Regions from separate parts of the Homo sapiens genome. Here all the other regions are linked to region 2. A link is a loop called in an ENCODE intact Hi-C map of the cell type or tissue named here. Cell type or tissue: mammary epithelial cell. All regions are shown on one strand. Region 1 has its middle 96 kb from the start of KCNT1. Region 2 overlaps LOC107987142 (a long non-coding RNA gene). Region 3 has its middle 6.5 kb from the start of UBAC1. Region 4 has its middle 29 kb from the start of LINC01502.

Region 1 (2,500 bases), 330 kb before region 2:
GCAAGCAGATGCTCGCCGCTGGAGAGGTCCAACCTGGTCAGGTGCTCAGGCTGCAAAGGGCACCCACGGCAGGTGGCACAGCTGGTTGGAAGCCAGGAAGAGCTCCTCCAGGCAGGCACCTGCTTGAAGGTGCCAGGTGACAGGTGAGCGATGCAGTTGCCTGAGGGTGCATGTACCTCAGTGGGGAAACTGAGGCACGGCCCCTTCATGGCCATGCCGCCTGCCAGGTGTCCAGGCATTGGCTACCATGATCAGCCCCTGCAGTGCCCCTGGGTCCCAGAAAGCTGCCGTCTCTGCCCCACAGCTGCCTGGATGGTTGTGTGTGCGGGCCAGGCTCCAGAGGCCCCACCTTGCATGCATGGAAGGCACAGAGGACCTGTGAGGGGCACTGAGGCACGGCCGCTGCAGGGCAAGGGCTTCTCCTTGAGCAGAAGAGTCAGGCAGGACTGAGGACAGAGGATGCTCAGAGAGCAGCCGGCCCAGCCCCTGCACCTGCCCGGAGCCTCGCTGCTCCACTTGCCCTGGCATTCCCGAAAGCAGGCTGCAGGGGAGCCACAGGGCACCCGGGGCAGAGTCTCACGGAGCCCCCAACTCACACATTCGATCTACTGCTGCGACTCCCAGCCCGCCCCAGAGGACAGCAGCCAGGAGCCCTCCTGACCTCCGAGGAGCCCAGATCTCCAGGGGACTGACAGTGGCTTGACCTCCTGTCTGCTGAGCACCGCCGAGCCTCAGCGCCAACCCCGGAGCTCTGCGCTCTCCCAGGATGCCAGCTCCCATCCAGCTGTTCCTGGGCCCCTGCCCTCACTCAGCCCGCCCTCTGGCACCACCTCCACACGTGAGCTCACTCTCTTTCTCTGTTCCCCTCTGAGCAGCTGAGCTTCTCCAGCCTTCCCCCATGCCGTCCTCTTCCTCACCCCACCCCCAGTGCCCCCCAAAACACACCCTGAGTCAGGCTGGCTCCTGGCCACTGAACATGAAGGGTGCTGCTGGTTCTCACCTCACTTGACCTCCACTGGACACTCACCCCACCCGCCCTCCGAAGAGTCTGTCTTGGCCCTCCTGATGGTCCTCACGCAGCCCCAGACTACTGAGGTTTGCCGGTGCTGACCCGTCTACCAGCTCCCCCAGAAGTCCATCCACACTCAAGTCCGGGAACTCGTCAGCCCACTCCACATTCCAAGTGGCTGTCCTGGGGGTACCTCAGACTCCACGTGTCCAAGCCGATCCATCTGTCACACCCTCAAGACCCCATGTCCTCCCTCAGTGTCCCCCACCCACACCCTGAGGCCACCCGCCGTCTCTCACACGGGCACTAGGGGGCGCCTCTGCCCTCTTTCCTCTGCTTCCCAAGCAGCCTCCGCCCTCTCCAGCATCACCAGGAAACGCTCCCTTTCCTGTGCCTTGGGCCCTTTGCCTGTTCTCTGTAACCAGAGCTGACCTTCAAATCCACCCTATCACTGTCTAAAATCCTGGGGTGCAGCGTGACGAAGCAGCCCTAAATTCTGAGCGTGACGAAGCAGCCCTAAATTCTGAGAGCGGCTGTGAGTTCATGCTGGGGTGGGCCTTGGGGGCTTGGCCACAGCGCCTGGCACCCAGGATGCTCATGAAAGGCACTGATGGCTGTTTGGGACCAGGCATTCTTCCAGGCATGTGTCAAACACGGCCACCCCTGGAAGGCCCTGGGAACAGCCTGACCCTGGCCGTGCTCCCGGCCCTGAGTTCTTTGCTGCAGCAAACCAGCCCTGTAGAGCAGTGCATGTGGCAGGCAGGACAGGTCTGGAGGAAGCAGCCCACGGTGGCAGCTCCACACACCAAAACACCAGCTCCGCGCTGCAGTCTCCGGTACGCACCTGCCCAGGCACCATGCATTGTTCCCACCTCTCACCACCCTCCACCCGCCCTGCTCGGGCCCTGCAGGGTGGTGGACAAGGCTGCCTGGTCTCAACCTCTTCTGAGGCTGTGCCTCCTCCTCCCTGAGGACACCCTCCTGCCTCCTCCTGTCCCCTGGGGGCCCGCACGCTCCAGTGTCTCGCCTCCAATGTTCCATCCTTAAGTCGTGAGCCGCACCTCCTCTCTCCACCACTCCCCCATGGCACTGCGGCCTCGGTCACATCTCTCTACTGCCCATGAACTTCAACACCCCCCAGATGCCATGAATTAATGCAAGCCACCCCTGGCTGGGACCCTTGCCTCCTTGTCTCCAGCCCTGCACCGCACCCAACAGCACACCCAGCCCTATTCCAGAACGAATGAGTGAATGAATGAGCAGATGGATAAATGAATGAACAGATGAGCGAGTGGAGGAGTACGTGAGTGCATGGTCATTCTACTCAAAATACAAAGTCCCAAAGGCCAGATGGCAGCTTGTGGCCAGGGTCCTTCACAGTGTGGCCTCCATTTTTCCTTAAAGTCTGGTCCCCCATCCCCCACCACCACCTCCCAGCCCAAGAAGGCCACCACTCTAATAAGAGAGCAGTGAGCAGCAGGCGCTGGCCGT
Region 2 (2,500 bases):
TGCTGCTGCCCATTGCTTCCAAGGCTGGGATATCACTTGGGGTTTGGGGTGAGGGGACAGTAAGGGGGAGCCCTGGTTGCCCTTTCCAGGAGAATGAGTATTTAAGTGCGGAGTTGTTTATTACTTGACTTCAGCAGAGGCGCCATGGTCGGGGAAACGCTTCATGTGCCTTGGGTTATAGGGCAAGTCCCATCTGTCTGCCTTGAATTTCGGTTTGGAGAATCTGTAAGCTCCACACACGTGGAAGCGTCTGTGCCCCGGGTGTGGGTTCTGATCTTGGTTGTGTTCGTGGCTGGACGCTGTCCTTGAGGCCACCCCTTGGCACCCTTCACAGAAGACAGTGGGGGTCGCCCTTCCCTGGCTGACCCTCCAGAACCGCCAGCCTCCCCTACCTCCCTGTGAAACCAGGGTACAGGGCAGGAGCCTGGACCTCTTTACAGTTGCCTTTTCTCTCTCTCTGTCCCTTCTCCATCTTCCGAGCTCCTACTCGCCCTTCAGGACCCAGCTCGAATGCCCCATCTCTGGGAGGCGCCTTCAATCTTGGGCTGCCCCTTCCGTCACACCCCCTGTCCCCTGTCTCCTGCCTCCCCTTCCTCCTCACACAAAGCCACCCCCGCCTGTTGGTGGCCTGTGTCTCCGCTGGCCCAGGGCTCTCTTGCCGTGGCCACCGTGGGTTTTGGCCTCGTGACCCAGTCCATGCGTGCACAGCGCAAGTAGCTTCCCAGGACACCGATTTCCTCCCCGGCCGCAGCTGCTTCTGGTCCTCTGCCCACTCCCGGGTTCTGCGCCTTCCTGCGCCCCCGGCCTGGCCACAGCTCGGTCACCCCAGAACCACCGTGTGCTGGGGATTTGTCACGGGTTTGTCCTGACGTGTGAGGTCCAGCCGGGGTCCCCATAGCCTCCCTGTCCCCGTCCCTGTCCCCGTCAGGCCTCCTGCTGCGCTGTGGACAGTGGCTTGGCGCCATCTGCTGGGCTGGTGCCTGTGGTGCCGCCAAGCGCAGGAGGGACCCAGCGGCTCCAGGTCTGTGGGAGACTTTAAGTTGGGGCCGAATGTGGTGCTCGCTGCCGACGCAGAGCCCCCAAGCTGGACGGGACCCCTGGCCGTGCGGCTGGGAACACCTGGGGTTGTCCTACCTTTGCAGGGACAGCGAGCCAACCCCTGCTTGGAAGGAGCACTTTCCCCACCGAGGCCGGCCCAGGGCGCGTGCTGAGCAGGTGGGTTGAGTGGGTGGAAAGAATGCAACCCCTGGTTGTGGGACATGTTGAAGCCCACCCCAACCCCTCCAGTACCGTCCTTCTGTCCCTCCACTTGCTGGGGCTGGGGGCCAAGGATGGGGTCACTGTGGGGACTTTATCCAGCTGGTTGACTTCAGGGTCCTGGCAGGGAGTGGCTCTTGCTGCCAGGACAGTAGAGGCCTAGAGAGTCCTATCTCTGACACCAGCCACCTTGCAGGGTTCGGGCCAGGGAAGGGGAAGGGATGGGAGAGAATGGAAACCTCCAGAGTCATTTTAACTGGTCGTTGGACAGAGCCAGTGCGACTTCAAGTTCAATGACAAACCCCCTCTCCATGTCTCTGGGGTGGGGTGGGGCCTGTGGCCCCACAGAGCTGAGCCACCCAGGAGGCCAGGGAAGGAGACGCAGTACACAGGAGGCCAGGGAAGGAGACGCAGTACACAGGAGCCCAGCATCCTCTCAGCTGCATGGACATCTCTACCCAGACCCTTCTGCAGCCACCTCCCCACTTACCCAGCAGGAGACCAAGCCAATCCTTTTCTGCGAAACTGTGCTGGCTTCTGTGACTGTCCTGCAACCAGATAGAGGCCTGAGGGACTCTGCACAGTTTCTGGGCTGAGGCAGAAGAAGCCCCATGGCTTCCCCTCTGCCTCCTGCATGCTGCCTTTTAGCTCTTAGCACCTGCTGGGAGAAGCTGGCCCCAGCGTGGACAAGCCTCCAGGAGACCGGAGCACCCACCGGAAGGAAGGGAGGGAGGGAGGGAGGAAGGGCCATGGAGGTAAAACGAAGTTATTAGGGTGGGCCCAAATCTGACTGGTGTCCGTAGACAAAGGGGAGATTAGGACACAGACATGCACAGAGGGATGACACCGTGAGGACACAGGGAGAAGACGGCATCTGCAAGCCCAGAAGAGAGGCCTCAGGAGGACCCAACCCTGCCCACACCTTGATCTTGGACTTCCAGTCTCCATGACTGTGAGATGGTAAATAAATGCATGCTGTTAAGGCCACGGAATCTGTGGTCCTTTGTTACGGCCGCAGGGCAAGGCAATCCCAGGGGTACTTATTGTTTGAAGGCATCCCATTCTGGATGTTCTCTGATGGGGAGTGATGGGGAACTGTGTACCAGGCACTCCACTGAGCATGGCAGGGGCCTTGGTCACAGCGACCTGGGAAAGTGTGTTGTGGCTGTCCCTGTTTACAGGGGTCAGGAGGTGCAGCAACTTGCTCGAGGTCACTTGGGCCATCAGGTGGGGGCTGGAGGGC
Region 3 (2,500 bases), 160 kb before region 2:
AGTGCCTACTGTGCACTGGGTGCTGCTTTAGGCCCGGGGGTGCAGCAGGAAGAAGATAGACAAGGCTTCCGGTCTGCTGGAGAATGAGCCCCGTGCTCCTAGGGTGGGGGAGGGGCCGCTTCGGGGGCCTCTTCGTTGCAGCAACAGACCCCAGCTCTGACCAGTTCAGGCAGAAAAGGAATTCACGGAGGGGTTTCTGGGGCGCTCTCAGAACCTCCTGTGGCCAGGAGGACCAGGCTGGGCCCCAAGACCATGCTGCAGAGGGGCCTCCAGGAGAGCCCACCACCACAGCCACGCCAGGCACCCTACCCCAGCCCCAACCACAGCCACACCGGGCACCCTACCCCAGCCCCAACCACAGCCACGCCGGGCACCCTACCCCAGTCCCAACCACAGCCACGCCGGGCACCCTACCCCAGTCCCAACCACAGCCACGCCGGGCACCCTACCCCAGTCCCAACCACAGCCACGCCGGGCACCCTACCCCAGCCCCAACCACAGCTACAGGAGCAGGCTCCGCGGCGGTGGCGTCAGCCCTCGGAACTCCCTGCAGCTCTCAGGAAGGGGCAGGCCAGGTGCGTTGTCCTGGAGCTGCCTGCCAGTTCCCCCTGCCTCGTTTGGTCTGGGCGTAGCTGCCCAAGGCCCTGCAGGGAATCAGCGAAGGCCCAGGTGACAGATTCCCTGCATCTGCAGGGGCAGAGCCAGTCCTGGCCCGAGGCCTGGAGTGAGGCCACCCCAGCCTGCCCTGGCTCTTGCCATGGCCCTGAGAGTTCCCTGGAGGAGCCCCAGCTGCCCTGGGTGGTGGCAGCTAAGGACAAGGCCATCCTGCCCACGGTCTCCCCGACCCCTGCCTCGACTTAGCTCCCTGGGCAGATGTGGCCAGAGCCCCCAGCCCCCGTATGGTGTCAGCGCCTGGCTGGGCAGGCCAAGCAGGGTCTCCTGGCAAAGGGGGCTCCAAGTGTGACTGAGGTGGGGTGTGCCGCTCTCATCCACTGCACCCCCAGGTGGCCTGGACCCAACCCGAAACTCAACAAGCAGCAGCCTGGCCGTGGTGCCTCAAGCCAGCCACTAGAGGGTGCAGTTGAGCTGTCAGCCTGCCTGGAGGGGCGAGGTGGTGGGGGTGAGTGTGCAGGCGTGTGTGTGTGTGTGTGTGTGTGTGCGCGCGCGCGCGCGCCTGTGTGTGGGCGTGTTGTGTGCATGTGTGCATATGTGTGCACTGTGTATATGTGCCATGTGTATGCGTGCATGTGTCCGTGTGTGTATATGTGTGCGTGTGCATGTGTGCCATGTATGCATATGTGTGCATGTTCATGTGTGCGGGGGGGTGTGCACCTGTGTGTGGGCGTGTTGTGTGCATGTGTGCACTGTGCATATGTGCTGTGTGTGTGCATGCATATGTCTGCATGCATGTGTGTGTGCCATGTATGCATATGTGTGCATGTTTATGTGGGGGGGTGTGCATGTTGCTGTGCATGTATATATGGGTGCATGTGTGCCTGTGTGTGTGAATGACTCAGGGCCTCGGGGCCTGAGATTGCTGCTTCTGATCCACAAACCCTGCAGGGGGCCATGCGAGAGCCTGGGCTGGGAGCAGGAGCTGGCCTACAGGGGTGGGGGATGCCTGGAGCTCTAAGGACCCTGATAGCTCAGGCCAGCACCTCCAGAGAGGGGCACTGGAAATGGGCCGTAAAGGATGACTAAGAGTTCTCTAGGCAGCAGGAGGGAGGAGGTTGGAGGGCGGCACCGAGGCATTCTGACTCCCAGGCCCCTATGGGTGTGCTGGGAAACCCAGCTTGAAAAGCACAGCTCTGGTTCAACCCCCTGCAGCAGGAGACGCTCAGGTGCAGAGAGAGGAGTGGATGAGCATCTAGTCACTGGTCCTGCTCACTGAAAAAGCAGCATCAGGCCCCACACAGTCAGTCCCTGGGGACTCCAGGGTTCTCGGAACATGGTCCCCCACCCTGCCCACAAGGCCTCCCTCCGTTACTCTCCAGCAGCCCCGGAAAGGGACAGCCGCTGTAGGAGGGTCCTGGGGCTGCTGGAACAAGGCCCTGCAAACCAGGGTTCTTAAAACAATAGAAACGCATCCTCCCCTGTCTGGAGGCCAAAAACCCTAAGCCAAGGCCCTGGCTGGCTTGGCTGCTTTCAAGGCTCCGAAGGGGGGGTCTGTCCCAGCTTTCATGGCACTCCCTGGCCTGTGGTTGCATCACTCCAATCCCTGCCTCTGTCCTACGTGGCCTCTTCTCTGTGTCCTCTTCTCTTCTTATACAGATACCAGTCGTTGAATTCAGGGTCCACTCTAAATCCAGGATGATCTCATCTTGAGATTCTTAACTAATGATATTTGCAAAGAGTCTGCTTCCAAATAAAGCCACATTTGGAGGCTACAGGTAGACATGAGTTTTGGGGTCCCCTACTCAACTCACTGCACCCACGAAGAGGTTATAGGCATTCGCTAGGACAGGGCATGTCCTCGTCACCCTGCCCGGCCTCAACAGTC
Region 4 (2,500 bases), 520 kb before region 2:
GTTCGAGACCAGCCTGGCCAACACGGCGAAACCCTGTCTCTACTAAAAAAAATACAAAAAAACAAACAAACAAACAAAAAAACCTGGGCGTGGTGGCGGGCACCTGTAATTCCAGCTACTCGGGAGGCTGAGGCAGGAGAATCGCTTGAACTCAGGAGGTGAAGGTTGCGGTGAGCCGAGATCGTGCCATTGCACTCCAGCCTGGGTGACAAGAGCGAGACTCTGTCTCAAACAAACAAAAAAAAAAAACATTAAAATGTTTAATTAACATGGTTATTCATCAGGAAAAACGTAAATTAAAACTGCAATGCAACACCCGCCCACCAGAGGGCGAACAGGAAGGACGCTGCTTTGTAATCTATGGGGTGGCCTTTGAGTCCTGTGTTGTGTCATTACCCTCGTGGGGCAGCGTGGGGCGCAGGCGTGGGTGCCTTCCCCAGGTCGCGCTGGTCTTTCAGGATGTGTTCAGGACAGCAGTGGACATGGCCACTCCCAACAGTGTCCCCACCCTGCCGCTGACTCCATGGGTCCCTCATAAGGGAAGAGCCTTGTTTCCCCAAATCATCACCCAGTCCTGCTCTGGCAGCCGCCGCAGCACCCTGGAAATGCTGATTGTCCCATCTCACGTAACTGTCACAGCTGCTCCCCTAACCACTGTGCTCCCCCTCCCCTGACAGGGACCCCCGTGACCTGGGACAGCCGCCCCACTCCAGCCTGACGTGACCCCGGCTCCGCTAGGCCTCAGCATGGTTTTCTCCCCCATCGACCCCTATCCCTAAACAACTGCATAGATGATTAGCCATAGATTCCGCAGCCTCTGGACACCCTCCCCCTGGGGCTGCCTCTTTCCCAGGCTCGGGGGCCATGTGGCATCCCAAATCTCACAGGTCAGCATGCACCCTGCTGATGGGTTCCGAGTTACCCCCTCCACGGATGGCAGATCTGCCTCCAGGGTTTTCGCAACTTAATTCCGCTGCACAAGTCCAGGGGGGTTCTTTCTTTCTTTCTTTCTTTCTTTCTTTATTTTAATTTTTTTTTTTTTTTGAGACCGAGTTTCACTCTCGTCACCCAGGTTGGAGGCAGGATCTCAGCTCAGTGCAACCTCTGCCTCCCAGGTTCAAGCAACTCTCCTGTCTCAGCCTCCCGAGTAGTTGGGACTATACGTGTGTGCCACCACGCCCAGCTAGTTTTCATACTTTTAGTAGAGATGGGGTTTCACCATGTTGGCCAGGCTGGTCTCGAACTCCTGAGCTCAGGTGATCCACTTGCCTCGGCCTTCAGAGGTTTTCTAACCCTGGTGCTGATCCCTATAGAAGAGCAGGGAATGCAGTGACAAATTAGAAGCAAGTCCAACATTGCAGGCAGCTGGAGCTCCCGGGGCTGGAGCGTGGACAGAATGGATGCCGAGCCCACAGGCAGCCCCCGAGGAGTTTGTCACCTTGAATCCCGAAGGATTTAACTCATACAAAATTCGCCTCACCGGAGGATGTGCGACCCCGGCCGTTGACGTCCCCACGATGGCCACTTGGTGGCGCCCGAGTCCTCTGAGTGCGTGGAAGGGCCCTGGGAAAAATCGGGCCAAATTTTACAGAAATATTGGTGGAAAATGTGACCCAAGAAGTCCAGCCATCCTGCTTTCATCTGCGTTTATGACAGCCCTGGAGGACAGCAACTGTCGGGCAAGACTCGGAAGCCCCACCGAGTGGACCAGGTGGACTTCTACCAGGGAGTCTTTCTGTGGCCCTAACCCTCGTTCTGAGACACCTGCTGTGCCTGAGCCACCCACCCTCACTCTGCAGCCTAAGAGTCGCAGATTCTTCCTAAACCGGATTCTTCCGAGGTAGGCTTTGCTGTCACCGTTGAGCCGGATGTTCGCTGGGTCCATTGACCCGCCCACCAAGGCACAGAGACCATCACCGTGTGAGCTGTGCACGGCGAGCCCGGCTCAGAGGCCGAGAAGCTGAGACTCACACGGTTGCCTCCCGCCCGCTGCACCTGTCCACCACAGCACGCTCAGACCCCGCAAGGGCCTGGGGTGCCTCCGTGGGGATACCTCTGAGATCCCAAAGCGCACCCCTGGCCGTGCATGGGGGACACACTCCTCATGAGGTGGGGGCGTTTGGTAGGGGTTCCCGGGGGTGCCCTGTGCCTGTGGGTCAAGCTAATTTGGAAACGCTGCCACAGCACTGGCCTCCCCATGTCCGTGATGGTGCATTGAAGAAAGCAGCTTCACCCTTGGACACAGGTGGGCGTCATGACCATGACAACCAGCAGGCCAAGGGGGCGTTCGGGGCAAGAGGGATGGCGGACATAGGGCACCTCAGCCTCAGCCCCCAGCAGGCCCAGAGCATACAGCGGCCAGGTGGGTCTCAGCCTCCAGAGTGTTGCTGACTTGCTAATGAGGAAGGAGGAAAGGAGGGAAGCAGGGAGGGAGGGAGAGGGGAGGGAGAGAACTGCCAAGCACACCTGCAAGGCAGGAGGTCTTGAAGGAGAATCCTGT

What was found. Peaks named below come from ENCODE experiments on the same cell type or tissue, not always from the same donor. Only the 100,000 strongest peaks of a DNase experiment are listed, where the experiment ranks them.
Region 1: it touches region 2 in a loop (15-fold over the local background); 28 of 110 quality-filtered maps call a loop at or near these places.
Region 3: it touches region 2 in a loop (22-fold over the local background); 109 of 110 quality-filtered maps call a loop at or near these places.
Region 4: it touches region 2 in a loop (15-fold over the local background); 38 of 110 quality-filtered maps call a loop at or near these places.

What each region holds. Positions count from the first base shown.
Region 1 is chr9:135,796,527-135,799,026 of GRCh38, forward strand. No RefSeq gene overlaps it. Among named protein-coding and RNA genes, the nearest start is that of KCNT1, 96 kb to the left of the region's middle. In mammary epithelial cell, a CTCF peak has its summit at 1,314 (motif pointing right); no DNase peak of the experiment used is centred here.
Region 2 is chr9:136,122,117-136,124,616 of GRCh38, forward strand. It overlaps LOC107987142 (a long non-coding RNA gene), which reads left to right. Exons shown (of 2, transcript NR_165242.1): 2 at 1-2,249. Among named protein-coding and RNA genes, the nearest start is that of TMEM250, 4.5 kb to the left of the region's middle. In mammary epithelial cell, a CTCF peak has its summit at 963 (motif pointing left); no DNase peak of the experiment used is centred here.
Region 3 is chr9:135,966,650-135,969,149 of GRCh38, forward strand. No RefSeq gene overlaps it. Among named protein-coding and RNA genes, the nearest start is that of UBAC1, 6.5 kb to the left of the region's middle. RefSeq lists an enhancer at 1,802-2,435. In mammary epithelial cell, a CTCF peak has its summit at 1,073 (motif pointing right); a DNase peak (open chromatin) is centred at 1,082.
Region 4 is chr9:135,602,544-135,605,043 of GRCh38, forward strand. No RefSeq gene overlaps it. Among named protein-coding and RNA genes, the nearest start is that of LINC01502, 29 kb to the left of the region's middle. In mammary epithelial cell, CTCF peaks have their summits at 332 (motif pointing right) and 1,527 (motif pointing right); no DNase peak of the experiment used is centred here.